2 separate regions of the Homo sapiens genome follow, and region 1 is linked to region 2. A link is a loop called in an ENCODE intact Hi-C map of the cell type or tissue named here. Cell type or tissue: Caco-2. All regions are shown on one strand. Each heading gives the region's core, and the rest is flanking DNA. Links, peaks and the distances in the headings are about the cores only.

What was found. A loop is a pair of places that touch in the nucleus more often than their neighbours do. Peaks named below come from ENCODE experiments on the same cell type or tissue, not always from the same donor. Only the 100,000 strongest peaks of a DNase experiment are listed, where the experiment ranks them.
Region 1: it touches region 2 in a loop (2.0-fold over the local background); 1 of 110 quality-filtered maps calls a loop at or near these places.

Annotation. Positions count from the first base shown.
Region 1 is chr17:61,146,854-61,153,554 of GRCh38, reverse strand. All of the region lies in intron 22 of BCAS3 (BCAS3 microtubule associated cell migration factor), which reads right to left. Among named protein-coding and RNA genes, the nearest start is that of BCAS3-AS1, 14 kb to the right of the region's middle. In Caco-2, for the core only: no CTCF peak of the experiment used is centred there; a DNase peak (open chromatin) is centred at 3,494.
Region 2 is chr17:61,232,959-61,239,659 of GRCh38, reverse strand. The region is part of intron 22 of BCAS3 (BCAS3 microtubule associated cell migration factor); the gene reads right to left. Among named protein-coding and RNA genes, the nearest start is that of BCAS3-AS1, 100 kb to the right of the region's middle. In Caco-2, for the core only: no CTCF peak of the experiment used is centred there; DNase peaks (open chromatin) are centred at 3,719 and 4,509.

The sequences.
Region 1 (6,701 bases), core at 1,066-6,065, 86 kb after region 2:
AATTAAATAGGAGATGCTACCTTACACTGGGGGTTTGGTGAGGTTGCAGAGATTATGTGGCTAGCATCTTTTAAGGGCAAAGTCATCTCTTTCCCTCTGATATTCATAGTAAAAACAATTATTAAAATAGTAAGAAAACAGAGAAAAAGAGGTAATCTTGCCTAGACGTGAACCAAGAAGAAAGGCAGGAATGATATTCTCAAAGTCCAGTAGAACTGGTGGTGGAGTACCCCACTGGAGACTTAGCAACTAACATTTTACTTTACTTGGCCCATAATTACCACACTGAAGGACAAGTCGGATTAGCACTGTCCTACAACATTGTATTATGGGAACAACAAGTTAGTTACAATAGTTGAAAACACTCTCATAAAAGGTGAGATTACCACCAGAAGAGACTTCTAAAGTGAGGTAATGGGAGACAGGCAGGAAAAGGCCACTTCTCTTATTTACAGAAGCTATGGGAAGAGAAAGGGAGTTCCAGCTTCTACTGACAGACAGGGGAGTAAATTATGAAGGTTCTTTTGAGCTGCAGCAAGCTCAGGAGGACAAGAAAAACTGTAAGTTAGTATAGGATGATAGAAAATTTCTTTCAAAAGAAGGAAGTAGAAAAGGCATTATATCCCAGTTCAGGCAGTACAAAAATAACAGTTTAACAATAAGGGATTCCCTTACAGAAAAATAAATCTCCAGGAGGCTGTTTTAGATCCTTTGCCCCAGTTGGGGTAAGCACATCTTTCACTGATTTGTGGAGAGAAGTATACTCACCAAACTAAAAGGGTCCTTTGAGGAAGGAGAATGACCAGGAATCTGCAGTATTGGGGTATTTTTTTTTTTAGAAGTTAACCTTAAGACTTTATTATCTTTACAATAATATTAATAATAAAAAGATTGAAACTTAGAACTGGATCATTTGGCCCTTTCTTCTCTTCTTACCTCCTCTACCAGCATTCTCTTAGATCTGAGGTTGGGCTCAACATGTTCAAGCCTTAGCACTATTTTCTTCCTAGTTTTAACCCTTTTCTAGAAAAATAGGCTCAGTCTGCCTACTGAGAGGTGAAGCCATCTGGACTTCCTGGGTCGAGTGGGGACTTGGAGAACTTTTCTGTCTTACAAGAGGATTATAAAATGCACCAATCAGCGCTCTGTAGCTAGCAAGAGGATTGTAAAATGCACCAATCAGCACTCTGTAAAATGCACCAATCATTGCTCTGTAAAACACACCAATCACTAGGATCCTAAAAGTAGCTAAGGGCAGGGAGGATTGAAAAAAGGGCACTCTGATAGGACAAAAACAGAACATGGGAGGGGACAAATAAGGGAATAAAAGCTGGCCACCCCAGCCAGCAGCAGCAACCTGCTTGGGTCCCCTTCCACGCTGTGAAAGCTTTGTTCTTTTGCTCTTCACAATAAACCTTGCTACTGCTCACTCTTTGGGTCCGTGCCATCTTTAAGAGCTGTACCACTCACTGCCAAGGTCCACGGTCTTGAAGTCAGCGAGACCATGAACCCACCGAAGGAACCAACTCCAGACACACTACTATAAGCCACTGTCCTTCCTATCATAAAACCACTTTCCCTGGGCACACAGAGAATCCTTGCCCTTCCGGTACTGTGTCACTATGTGGAGCTGGTGCTTGCCATACTTCTTATAGTAAGTCTGGTGCATTTTAGGAACATTCACGTTTGCAGGAGGAGTATTGGCATGAAAAGCCTGTGGTCTATCTCATCAACACTGTATCCAGAGACCTTGCCAAGAGCACCTGGCATACAACAGTCATTCAAAATATAGATGTTGGCCAGGTGCAGTGGCTCATGCTTGTAATCCCAGCACTTTGCGGGGCCAAGGCAGGAGGCTCACTTGAGCCCAGGAATTCAAGACCAGTCTGGGTAAAATGGCGAGAACTTGTTTCTGCCAAAAATTTAAAAATTTGCTGGGCGTGCTAGTCAGTATCAGCTACATGGGAGACTGAACTGGAAGGATCACTTGAGCCAGGGAGGTTGAGGCTGCAGTGAGTCATGATTGTGCCACGTACCCCAGTCTGGGTGACAGAGTGAAACCCTATCTCAAAAAAAAAAGAAAACGTTGAATGAAAGAGATGTTTAGATTAGAAGCAATGCAGGAATTTGCGGAAGACCTTAACAGGTTAAAAAAAAAAAAAGTAGGAAAAAACAGGAGGAGGAGGTAGTGGTATAGGTTGATTATCCCCTATCCGAAATGCTTGGGACCAGGAGTGCTTTGAATTTTGAATTTTTTCAGATCTTAGAATATTTGCATTATATACTTACTGGTTGAGAATCCCTAATCTGAAGATCGAAAATCCTCCAATGAACATTGCCTTAGAGTGTAATATTGGCACTCACTCAAAAAAGTTTTGAATTTTGGAGCATCCCAGATTTCAGATGTTTGGATTTGGGATGGTCAACCTGTAATAGCAGTAGTAGTAGCAGTAACAGTCATTGCAGTAGTTGTGGTCATTGTAGCTTTAAATGAGAAGTTGGAAGTGTAAGTGAAATTCAGTTGTCTAGATGTGGCTACACAGAAGTCTGTGGCTCCAGGGCCTTATCAGAATTAAAGATTTACTCCCCTTCAACTGGGCTCCCAGGGAACTACAAAAGAAGGTTTGCAAAAGTGTGGAAAACCAAGATCTTGAGTAACAGGAGGATTTATAGTCACGTTCAGTAAGTGAGAAACGAAATGATGAGGTAAGTACCTTATTAGTAATGCTAAGGTCAAGACCAGGTCAGGATGGGTTAAGTTAGAAGAGCCCTGTCACAAGTTCCAAAAGCAGTCTGGGGGTTAAAGACATTTACAACTTGGCCTCAGTTTCCTAACTCTAACATACCAGCAACCAAATCTAATTATGAGAAGTTATACGAAAGCAAATCTAAGTGTAATCAATTAGCAGGAATTAATGAGGAGAGTTGAGAAACATGTCTGTTGAAGACAGAGAAAGGAAGGGCTGTATTATTTTATTTCCTGGTCTTTTGTAAACTCTATACTGGTAGCAGAATCTCTATTTCTAGAACAAGCAGAGCTCTGTCACACATCTTGTACGATTGTTCCCACTTTTCAGTGCACGTGGGTGGTGGTTATTACTTTTAATGTATTCCTACTTCAGTAAGTCATAAATAAGCTTACCTATTCAAATGACCACAATAAATGATGAGAAATAGCACAGTGACCCATAAGCAGCAAAGACCCAGAAGGCAACACTTAAAACATAAACTGCCAACAGCAACCTGATCGGGTTTCATAAATCAGAGCAGCCATGGCCCTAAAGAGTGGGAATGAGAGCTCCAGTAATTGCAGTCTTCTGTCTGGGAGCATACTGTAAAAACAGCCACAGTAAGCAATCTTCCTGACCAATCAATAGACTCCTATTAACCTCCTGGCCAATTACAGGATGATTGGCTAAGCAAACAAAGAATTATTGGCTGTTTAGTTGGGACTTTATTCAGGCCTCTCTCTTCCCCTGTTTCTCATTCTGTTCCGCCTCTCCTCCCCACCCCCTTTCCTGTTAGGAAAAAACATCTGCAAACACCTGATATTCATCTAAGTCTCTGCAGTTGTACAGTCTTGTTAAATTGTTACCACCTTTTCCACAAGCAGTTTTGGCAATTAACCTCATGGCCAGAGACTTCAAAGAAAACAACTGTTGAGTTTAACCTCTCTGAGCTACCATAGATTCTTTTATGATTTTTCCTGAAACACTTTCATCCAGAGAGGAAAAATGCAGGCTGATAAAAGTAATGTTTATTTTAATATTTGGTTAATTTATTAAGAAGACAAACGCCTCAGACATTTGCCATAACAGGGTGCACTCTCTTTTCAAAGCCTTCACAAAGTGGGGTTTTATTTTAATTTACATTCCCAACACATGTGTGCTTCTCAGCTCTTCCACAAATCCTACATTTGCTGGAATCCAAGGATTTGATACATTTGACCCTCCCTTGCCCCTGTTCACAAATCTCTCATATGTTTCTCAAAACTGTTTAAAAGTTCAGAATGAAAAATGCATGTAAAATTAATGCTAAGAACCAAAGTTGCCATTAAAAATCTATTTTCATTTTCTATTTTTACCCTCACTGATATACTTTTTACATTAAAAGCAAGGTTAATCTCCAACTCTCATGAGAAAAAAAACTACTAGCTATAAAGATCAAAATATATAACTGAACAAGCAATACAATTCTTCTCGAATAATCTTCTTGCCTAAGTATTTCGCAATTTATGCTATGGAACCAGCTTTTTACAGCTGTACATAATAATAATAATGGGCCTGATCTTACCAGCGGAAAGCAGGTTTGTGGAGGTGCATTAACTCCTCAAGGCGTCTAAGTTCATTTAGAATTTTAATAAAAGTGATTAAATATTTAGTAGACACCGAGAACTACTGATATCTCTTTCTGGCAAGGTCAGGCTTTGTAAAATTGCCACTAATATTTTTGCCACTCTTTGAGAAACTTGAAGAACTCTGTTAACAATTTAGAGTATTTGTGTGCCTTTTCTAGAAGTACCATGGGGTTGAAATAAAAAATCTGGAGCAAAGTCAACAGAGCTTTTGTTTGATATTTGCAGTTATCATTATCTTCATGTTACAATCAATTCTCCCAAAGCCATAAATAACTGTTTTCTGGAAAATGGCACTCTGTGGTACAGTACCATGCTGTTTGATAATTTTGTTAAGGGCCTGGCTTTAACCAAACAGTACATTTTTTTGCCAACAGTACCACCTTCATGAGTTTAGGGAACCAGATGAGGAAGCGCAATAACAACATAGTTTTTGGAGGGAGACAGACCTGCAGTAGATTTCTACTTTTGCTCTGTATTAGCTGTGTTGAGAGTGCGCAAATACAAATAATTATACCTATCTTGTAGGGATGTTATGAGGATAAAATGGAGTGGAACATACAATGCAAAAGTCACAAACTGTTTCAGTTAGCCTGTAGTGTTTAAAAAATCAGGAAATATCCATAAAAATGTGAATTTCCTGTCTCTTTTGACTAAATGGAAAGTCTGGGAACACGGAGCCCACATTTCTGCAGTTGGCAACATGGAATGAAACGGCAGCAGCAACCTTAAATGTAGGTAATTTGCTGTATAACCCCCACCACTTAAATCCAGCCAGTGTAGCCTCTGAGTTTTTGAATGTTCCATGAAGTGGTTTAACACAGTGTTTGGAACAGTGTCTGGCACATAATGGTTGGTACATAGTAAGTACTCAATAAAAGGTAACTATTATATGAGCTACTACACCAAATAAAATGAGTTGGCTCCAAATTTGAGGGCAGTTTCACAGACCTATCAGCTAAACATTTTATGGGCAGAGAATATATCAAGCTCTGGAAATAATACAAAAACTTCTGTGTGTGTGTGTGAGATGTATTAATATAAATTACACACACACACAGTTTTCTAAACCTTCTGAGTGTCTCTACTTATCTAAAATTCCTATAGCACTTACTGTCAACAATGTTCCTTGTGGAATTTAGCACATACTGTATCTTGTATTGGTAGCTGCATTCCCAACCAACTTATACATTTCTTTCTTTCTTTTTTTTTCTGAGACAGAGTTTCACTCTTGTTTCCCAGATTGGAGTGCAATGGCATGATCTCGGCTCACTGCAACCTCCGCCTCCCAGGTTCAAGCGATCCTCGTGCCTCAGCCTCCCGAGTAGCTGGGATTACAGGCATGCACCACCACGCCTGACTAATTTTGTATTTTTAGTAGAGATGGGGTTTCTCCATGTTGGTCAGGCTGGTCTTGAACTCCCAACCTCAGGTGACCCGCCCACCTCGGCCTCCCGAAGTGCTGGGATTACAGGCGTGAGCCACGGTGCCCCGCCCCAACTTATACATTTCTAAGGTATGTATCCCCCAAAGCTTTATTGAGAATATAAAAACACCGCTAATTCAGGCAATTAGGGAAATGGCCAGTCTGAAACAAGGAAGCAGGTGAGTTATACTTGAGAACACTTTGAGAAACAGAAATCTATTAGCGCTACTTTGATACAAGAAACACCTGTTGGCCCAGGTACAATGGTGCACACCTGTAATCCCAGCACTTTTGGAGGCCAAGGTGGATAGACTGATTAAGCTCAGGAGTTCAAGACCAGCCTGGCAACCTGGTGAAACCCCCTCTCTACAAAACCAAAACCAAAAATTAGCCAGGTATGGCCGGGTGCGGTGGATCATGCCTGTAATCCCAGCACTTTGGGAGGCTGAGGCGGGCGGATTACCTGAGGTCAGGAGTTTGAGACCAGCCTGACCAACATGGAGAAACCCCGTCTCTACTAAAAATACAAAAAATTAGCTAGGTGTGGTGGTGCGTACCTGTAGTCCCAGGTCCTCAGGAGGCTAAGGCACGAGAATCGCTTGAACCTGAGAGGTGGAGGTTGCAGTGAGCCGAGATCACACCACTGCACTCCAGCTTGGGCAGCAGAGTGAGACTCTGTCTCAAAAAAAAAAATTAGCCAGGCATGGTGGTGTGTGCCTATAGTCCCAACTACTCGGGAGGATGAGGCGGGAGGGTTGCTTGAGCCTGGGAGGTCGAGGCTGCAGTAAGCCATGATCACGCCACTGCACTCCAGCCTGGGCAATAGAGCAAGACCCTGTCTTAAAAAAATTTTTTTTAAATTAAAAAAAGGAAACATCTGCCATTAAAAAAACTAAGTGGGTTTGAAATATTTTCATTTTC
Region 2 (6,701 bases), core at 840-5,839:
TGATCTAGATCTTAACAGTTGCATGTTATCCTCTGCTACTCCTAAAACATTAACACATTGAAACATGATCACTCAGAGTAAATGAAGTTCTCTTTTTATATTAATCTTGGAGCCACTGATAAAATGCAAATGATTAACGTCAGAAAGAAAGAATTACTCATCACTAGACCAAATTTCCAAAAGCTTCATAAGTTACAGAAAGCGTTCACAAAGGTTTCAGAACTATCTGCTAGAGGCTTTGCAAATTGAATTAAAAACAAAACAAAAAACCCCAAAACAAAAAGCTGAAAATCTGTAGAGCTAATCATTATTTCAAACTCAGGCTTTCCTCTTGGATATATAACTATCTTTGATGGTACTGCTATAAAAACTAAGATCTTCTCTTCAAATCTGATATGCAGAGAATCTGTTCTAACCCAAACTAAATAAAGATGTTGGTGCCAATCAACTCCTACTATCTATACTATGGTAACCTGCTATTTTATTCCTTTTTGCTTTTGCATTTCAAAAATGAGCTCACTAAATCAGTACCTGATTGTCTCCTGAGAACTGTGAATGCCAACCTACCTGGCACACCTAGGAAAAACTGGCTCAAAGGTATGCTATATTGCTTCTATTGCTAAAAATATACACGAACAAATTAAAAAAATCTTAGGTACCCAAGCATTTTGGACTTCTGTTTGCTTGTCTGGACTATCTGCAATATCCATTTCGATTTTTGCTATTTCTAGCCATGAAGCCATCACAGGAGGTTAGCCTCAGGGCCCTGAGAGGAAATTTGGCTTCCACCTCTGGGACACACGTTTCAGTGCTTATGTCTGACTGACCCTGCCAATCACCCCTCCCAGAAGCCACAAGCCTGGCTTACAATAACAGAGTATATCAAAGAGGACAGGAAAGAAAACAAGACAGCAGCAGGGTCAGCAGAGGATAAGAATACGGTGAAGACACCCCGTGGAAACTGGGAAATGGAGAGCCATACACCAATGGTAGCAAATGTGTCGCTCAGAAAAAGCAAGGCCATAAAGACATAAGACCTGCCAAAGCCAGCTCTGCACTACCATAAATCACTGTCAGAAATAGCTATGAGGGCAGATTATCTCATTATGATGGAATTGGTCAAGCAGAAATACTCTTGTGCCTGGGTGTGGTGGCTCACAACTGTAATCCCAGCACTTTGGGAGGCTGAGGCGGGTGGATCACGAGGTCAGGAGTTCGAGACCAGCCTGGCCAACGTGGTGAAACCCCATCTCTACTAAAAATACAAAAATTAGCCAGGTGTGGTGGCAGGCGCCTGTAATCCCAGCTACTCAGGAGGTTGAGGCAGGAAAATCGCTTGAAACTGGAAGGCGGAGGTTGCAGTGAGCCAAGATCATGCCACTGCGCTCCAGCCTGAGCAACAAGAGCGAAACTCCATCTCAAAAAAAAAAAACCCGAAAAACTGCCAGGTGTGGTGGCGGGTGCCTGTAATCCCAGCTACTCAGGAGGCTGAGGTAGGAAAATCGCTTGAACCCAGGAGGTGGAGTTTGCAGTGAGCCAAGATTGTGCCTCTGTACTCCAGCCTGGGCGACAAAAGTGAAACTCTGTCTCACAAAACAAAAACAAAAACAAAACTCTTGTTCATACAAAGTTATAACCCGTATATTTAAACCAACTCAGGGTGGTGATCATAACTGTATCTTCTCCAACATAAAAATCACCCCTGTAAAGCAATTCTCTTTACCATCATCATCCAATTCAGGAATATGGGTGATCCATTAGAGTCAAGCTTCCTGCCTCCATATAAAAATATGGCTAATCTATTTTGCATTATGATCATAAAGTCAGCCAATTTAAAAGGAATAGAGAGTAATACAAAAAGCAGTTAAGAGCTGGGGGTCTACGGTCAGTCCAGATTTCAATCGTGACTCTGCTGCTTATGGGCTGAGCAGTCTTGGGAAAGTTACTTCGTTTCTCTGAGTCTCTATTTTCTTCCAGAATTATTTTGAGTATTCAGTGTCCCACGTACTGTATCCAGAGCTGGTTCCTGCCAGTGGATTCAGGGTCTTGCTGACTTCAAGAATGAAGCTGCGGACCTTCGAGGTGAGTGTTACAGCTCTTAAAGGTGGCAAGGACCCAAACAGTGAGCAGCCACAAGATTTATTGTGAAGAGCAAAAGAACCAGCTTCCACAGCCTGCTAGGGGGCCTCAGTGGGTTGCCGCTGCTGGCGGGGATGGCCAGCTTTTATTCCTTTATTTGTCCCCACCCATGTTCCGTTTCTGTCCTATCAGAATGCCCTTTTTTCAATCCTCCTTGCGATTGGCTACTTTTAGGATCCTGATTGGTGCATTTTACAGAGCACTGATTGGGGCATTTTACAGAGCACTGATTGGTGTGCTTTACAGAGCGCTGATTGGTGCATTTTACAATCCTTTGCTAGCTACAGAGTGCTGATTGGTACATGTTACAATCCCCTTGCTAGCTGCAGAGTGCTGATTGGTGTGTTTTACAATCCTCTTGTAAGACAGAAAAGTTCTCCAAGTCCCCACTCTACCCAGAAGTCCAGCTGGCTTCACCTCTCAGTATGGTAACCTTTCAATACATGTTAACTTATTATTATTTGACAGCTATGTAAAAAAGATAACTTTTTAATGGCTTCCTCTTGCTTTACCAAAGGAAGTCCACTCTCAGGCCTGGCATCCTAAGTCCGCTATGCAGAGGCTATTCTACTTTTTCAGTCTTCTCTTTTATTACCTCCCTTCACATCCAGGATCCAACTTTCCTGCCTCCAATTTTTCCTTTGTGTTGTTCCTGCTGCATAAAACCACTTTTAGAGCCACATTTAAAGATTCAATCCTACTTTCCCACAAAGTCAGCTCAAATCATACCTTCTCCAAAAAGCCTTTTTTTTTTTTACCTTCTCCATCATCCCTCCACTTACAACATTTTGAAACCTATTTACAATTGACTACTTTATACCATCTTTTTATAGCCATTTGTATATAAGTAGAGTACTAACACAGGGCTTTGTCCATAGTAACACTTAATAAAGGTTACAGTGGCCGGATGCGGTGGCTCACGCCTGTAATCCCAGCACTTTGGGAGGCCGAGGCGGGTGGATCACGAGGTCAGGAGATCGAGACCACCCTGGCTAACACAGTGAAACCCCGTCTCTACTAAAAATACAAAAAAATTAGCCAGGCATGGTGGCGGGTGCCTATAGTCCCAGCTATTCAGGAGGCTGAGGCAGGACAATTGGTTGAACCTGGGAGGCAGAGGTTGCAGTGAGCTGAGATCACACCGCTGCACTCCAGCCTGGGTGACAGAGCGAGACTCCATCTCAAAACAAAAAATGTTGTTAAAGTAACGAATAAATAAAAATTATTATCTCCAACATAAGATCTAAGAAGAAGAGCAACTTGCCCCTGTCCTCCCACTTTCCTACAGAACACCACGAAAATGCCACTGCCTCATGAACTCTGACAGGAGTGGGGACAGATGTTGCCAGGATTCTGACGTATGATAGCTGGCACTTTTCTGTTTGCACCCAAGGAGTTAAACTGAGTCCTGCGGAGATAAAAATCTCTGGTTTTATTGTGCAGTAAGGCTGCCTGACAAACGAAGATCCAGCTGCAATTGTAACATTCCAAGCTCACAAGGCACCAAGTTTTACTAACTATAATTTAACTGGTCCGACTGCTGCAGTCCAAATTCTTGTTTGGATAATCAGCCTTTGTTTGAGTATGTTCAAAAACAGCACAGGCTAGCATTCGCCTCTGGGTATGTCATGTGAGCTGATTACCCTGTGGCTCCCAGTAGCAGAAACTCCTAGACAAGAGGAGGATTATTTTCCTAGTATTACTGTTAAGCTAACATATAATCAGTCCTTTTCCCCCAGTCTCCACATCTCTTTTGCAGCCTCCCTAACCATTTTTTTCCCTTGTCTTTCTTTCTCCTTCTTCTCCTTTTTTTTTTTTTTAAACAATTCAAAAGTCTTCTTTCCAAGTTCAAACAAAGTTTAAAGGTGAAAAGGTCAAAAGCTTCATGGCTGGCGCTGTTTAGAAAGAGGTAGCACTAACGGGGGTCTCCAGCTCAGCATCCACTAAAGGCTCAGGAATCTCATATTTCACTGTACTTCTGTACTACGTAGTCACCTCACAATCTGTTTGGAATGAAATTAAGCCCTTGTTAATAAATTTGAACATAAGAGAATAATAACTCTACCTGCTAAACAAGCACATTCATGCATAAGCAACTCGAGTGGCTCAATCATCTGTCAAATATCGAAATTCTCAAAACTGTACATTTTCATTGAAGGTTACTTGTTTGAGATCTTCCCAGGCTGCCTGTCTGCAAGTCTTAGACTATAACTAGCCAAGAAGGATTCTGGAAACTACACTTATCCGGTCCTTCAGCCTTCACCTGGCCACTCTTTTCAAAGAGACCAAATGAGTTGACACATTTAAAGTGCTTAGGACAGGCGGGGGGCAGACAGCCAGGCGTGGTGGTTCACGCCTATAATCCCAGCACTTTGGAAGACCGAAGTGGGCGGATCATCTTAGGTCAGGAGTTTGAGACCAGCCCGGCCAATGTGGTGAAACCCTGTCTCTACTAAAATACAAAACTTAGCCAGGAGTGGTGGCGTGCGCCTATAGTCCCAGCTACTCGGGAGGCTGAGGAAGGAGAATTGCTTGAACCCAGGAGGTGGAAGTTGCAGTGAGCCGAGATCATGCCACTGCACTCCTCCCTGGGTGACAGAGCGAGACTCCGTCTCAATAAATAAATAAATAAGTAAATAAATAAAGTGCTTAGGACAAAGCCTAGTGCTTTGTGAGGAAATGTGAAGTTGAGAGAAAATGCGAAGCAGTACTATGATTTTTTTTTTTTTTTTTTTTTCTGGAAAAAGCCTGAGCCAGAGGGTATAGTTCTAACAGTCAGTGGGAAGACTGCTGGCTGGAAAAGGCCCTGGCGCAGGACAGGCAGGAATGACTAGCTATAGGTCCATGGGTTGGTGAAATGCTGCACAGTGGGAAATGAAGTGAGCTCTAAGCTGGTCTGGAACTGTAGGTGTTAATCTGCTTCTAGCAGCTCCTGAATTGCTAGAGGGAAGCCCACCAAAGGAGAAGGAAACTCCTCTCCCTGGGAGGGAGGTCTATTGATTTTGCAATTAACAACAGCAAAGAAACACATTCTGAAACTTTTCCTAGAAGGCTCAGAATTTAATCCTATACAACAGTTTAGTATTGAATCTGCAAGGTCTTGGCTGAGATGACAGGTGGAAAACAGAGTACTTCAGACCTGGCTCCAGTCAGAGAGAGGGACAGGAGTAATCAGGAGTAATCACTCTAGGCCAAAATTGCAACCTGCTCAGCAATGGTGTAGGAATGTAGGATTTGAGGAAGGAGAGGAAGGAAGAAGAGAGAGCTGTATCCTAGTACTCAGTGGGAAGCTTAGAAAGTGAGCACTAATGGTTGCAGATTTATCATTTACTTCCCCATTCTGCATTCTTGCTCCATGCATTCTGGGACAGAGGAAGGGGGTTTCTATTGTGAATTTCTGTAACTTCTAATAGTGCTATGTTTAGACCAGTACTAATCTTTAATATCAATGAATGGCACCCTCTACTAGCTTAAATCATTCTGCAATTTAGAACCACTTTTTTTGCTCCATGATGTGGGTACTAAGTGAAAAAAAAAAAAACCAAACCTGATATTAGTAATACTCAATTCACATTAATTAGAATAATGGATGGAATGCCACAGCTGGAAGACCTCTTAAAGAAAGCTCAACTAGACAGGAAAGAGCCTCAGGGGCCAGAACTGAAGCCAGAGAGAGATTCTCCCTGTGCCCTCCATTAACCAAAGCATCTCCTCTTGTATCTGTTTTATAGATTGGGGTCCTGCATAAAATTTTATTAGAAAAAGAGTTCTGTGCTTAGGAAGGTGAATTGAGAAGGGAGGTTTGACGAAGAGCTAGCCTAATCCATGCTTTCATTTTTAAGTAAAAGAAACATGAGACAGGAAGATTGTGACTTATCCAAGGTCCCTCAGTGAATCAGAGACAGGGTTAAGGCAAAAATACCTCTCCAGTCTTCAAGTTCGGTATATGCTTCATCTCCAAATCAAGTCTACTGGCTCCACCTTTCAGGGAAGCCCTTCATTTACTGTGTTTTGATCACAAGACAGCAACTTAAAAAGAAGCATTTCTTAGAAATATTTAGCACAATAACTCAAATTAACAATCATTTTTAGATCTGGACGATGAACCAATACAAGCTTAGTTGATTGGCATCTTTAGTTGTAGAATCACTTCTGCAAAAGCCATTAGCCACAGAGTGTTCTGGGCAGCTCAGATTTTACTACAAACCTGTAAAAGCCTGGGGTCCAAACTCTTCCCTGGGGCTCAAAGGTGTGAAGCTTCCTAAATGAAACTTGGGCATTCAGAACCTTCCCAATCAGCTCTAATCTTTATCACCTCCTTTCCATTATCCCTCAAAGAGTGTTGCTAGATAATATGGAGAGGAGTTTTTTAAAAAAGAAGTATTTTTAGCCCCTTTTTAAGTGGTAACAAAGTTTATCACCCTCCTACTCAAATTAGTCACACAGGTTAGTCCCAAGAGAGCGCAGTCTAGCTACAGATCACTGCAAAGGAATGACTTCATGGAGGCCCAAAACAAACACTTCGGCACATGGTTCCATCTGGAAATATAGTCAAATAGAAG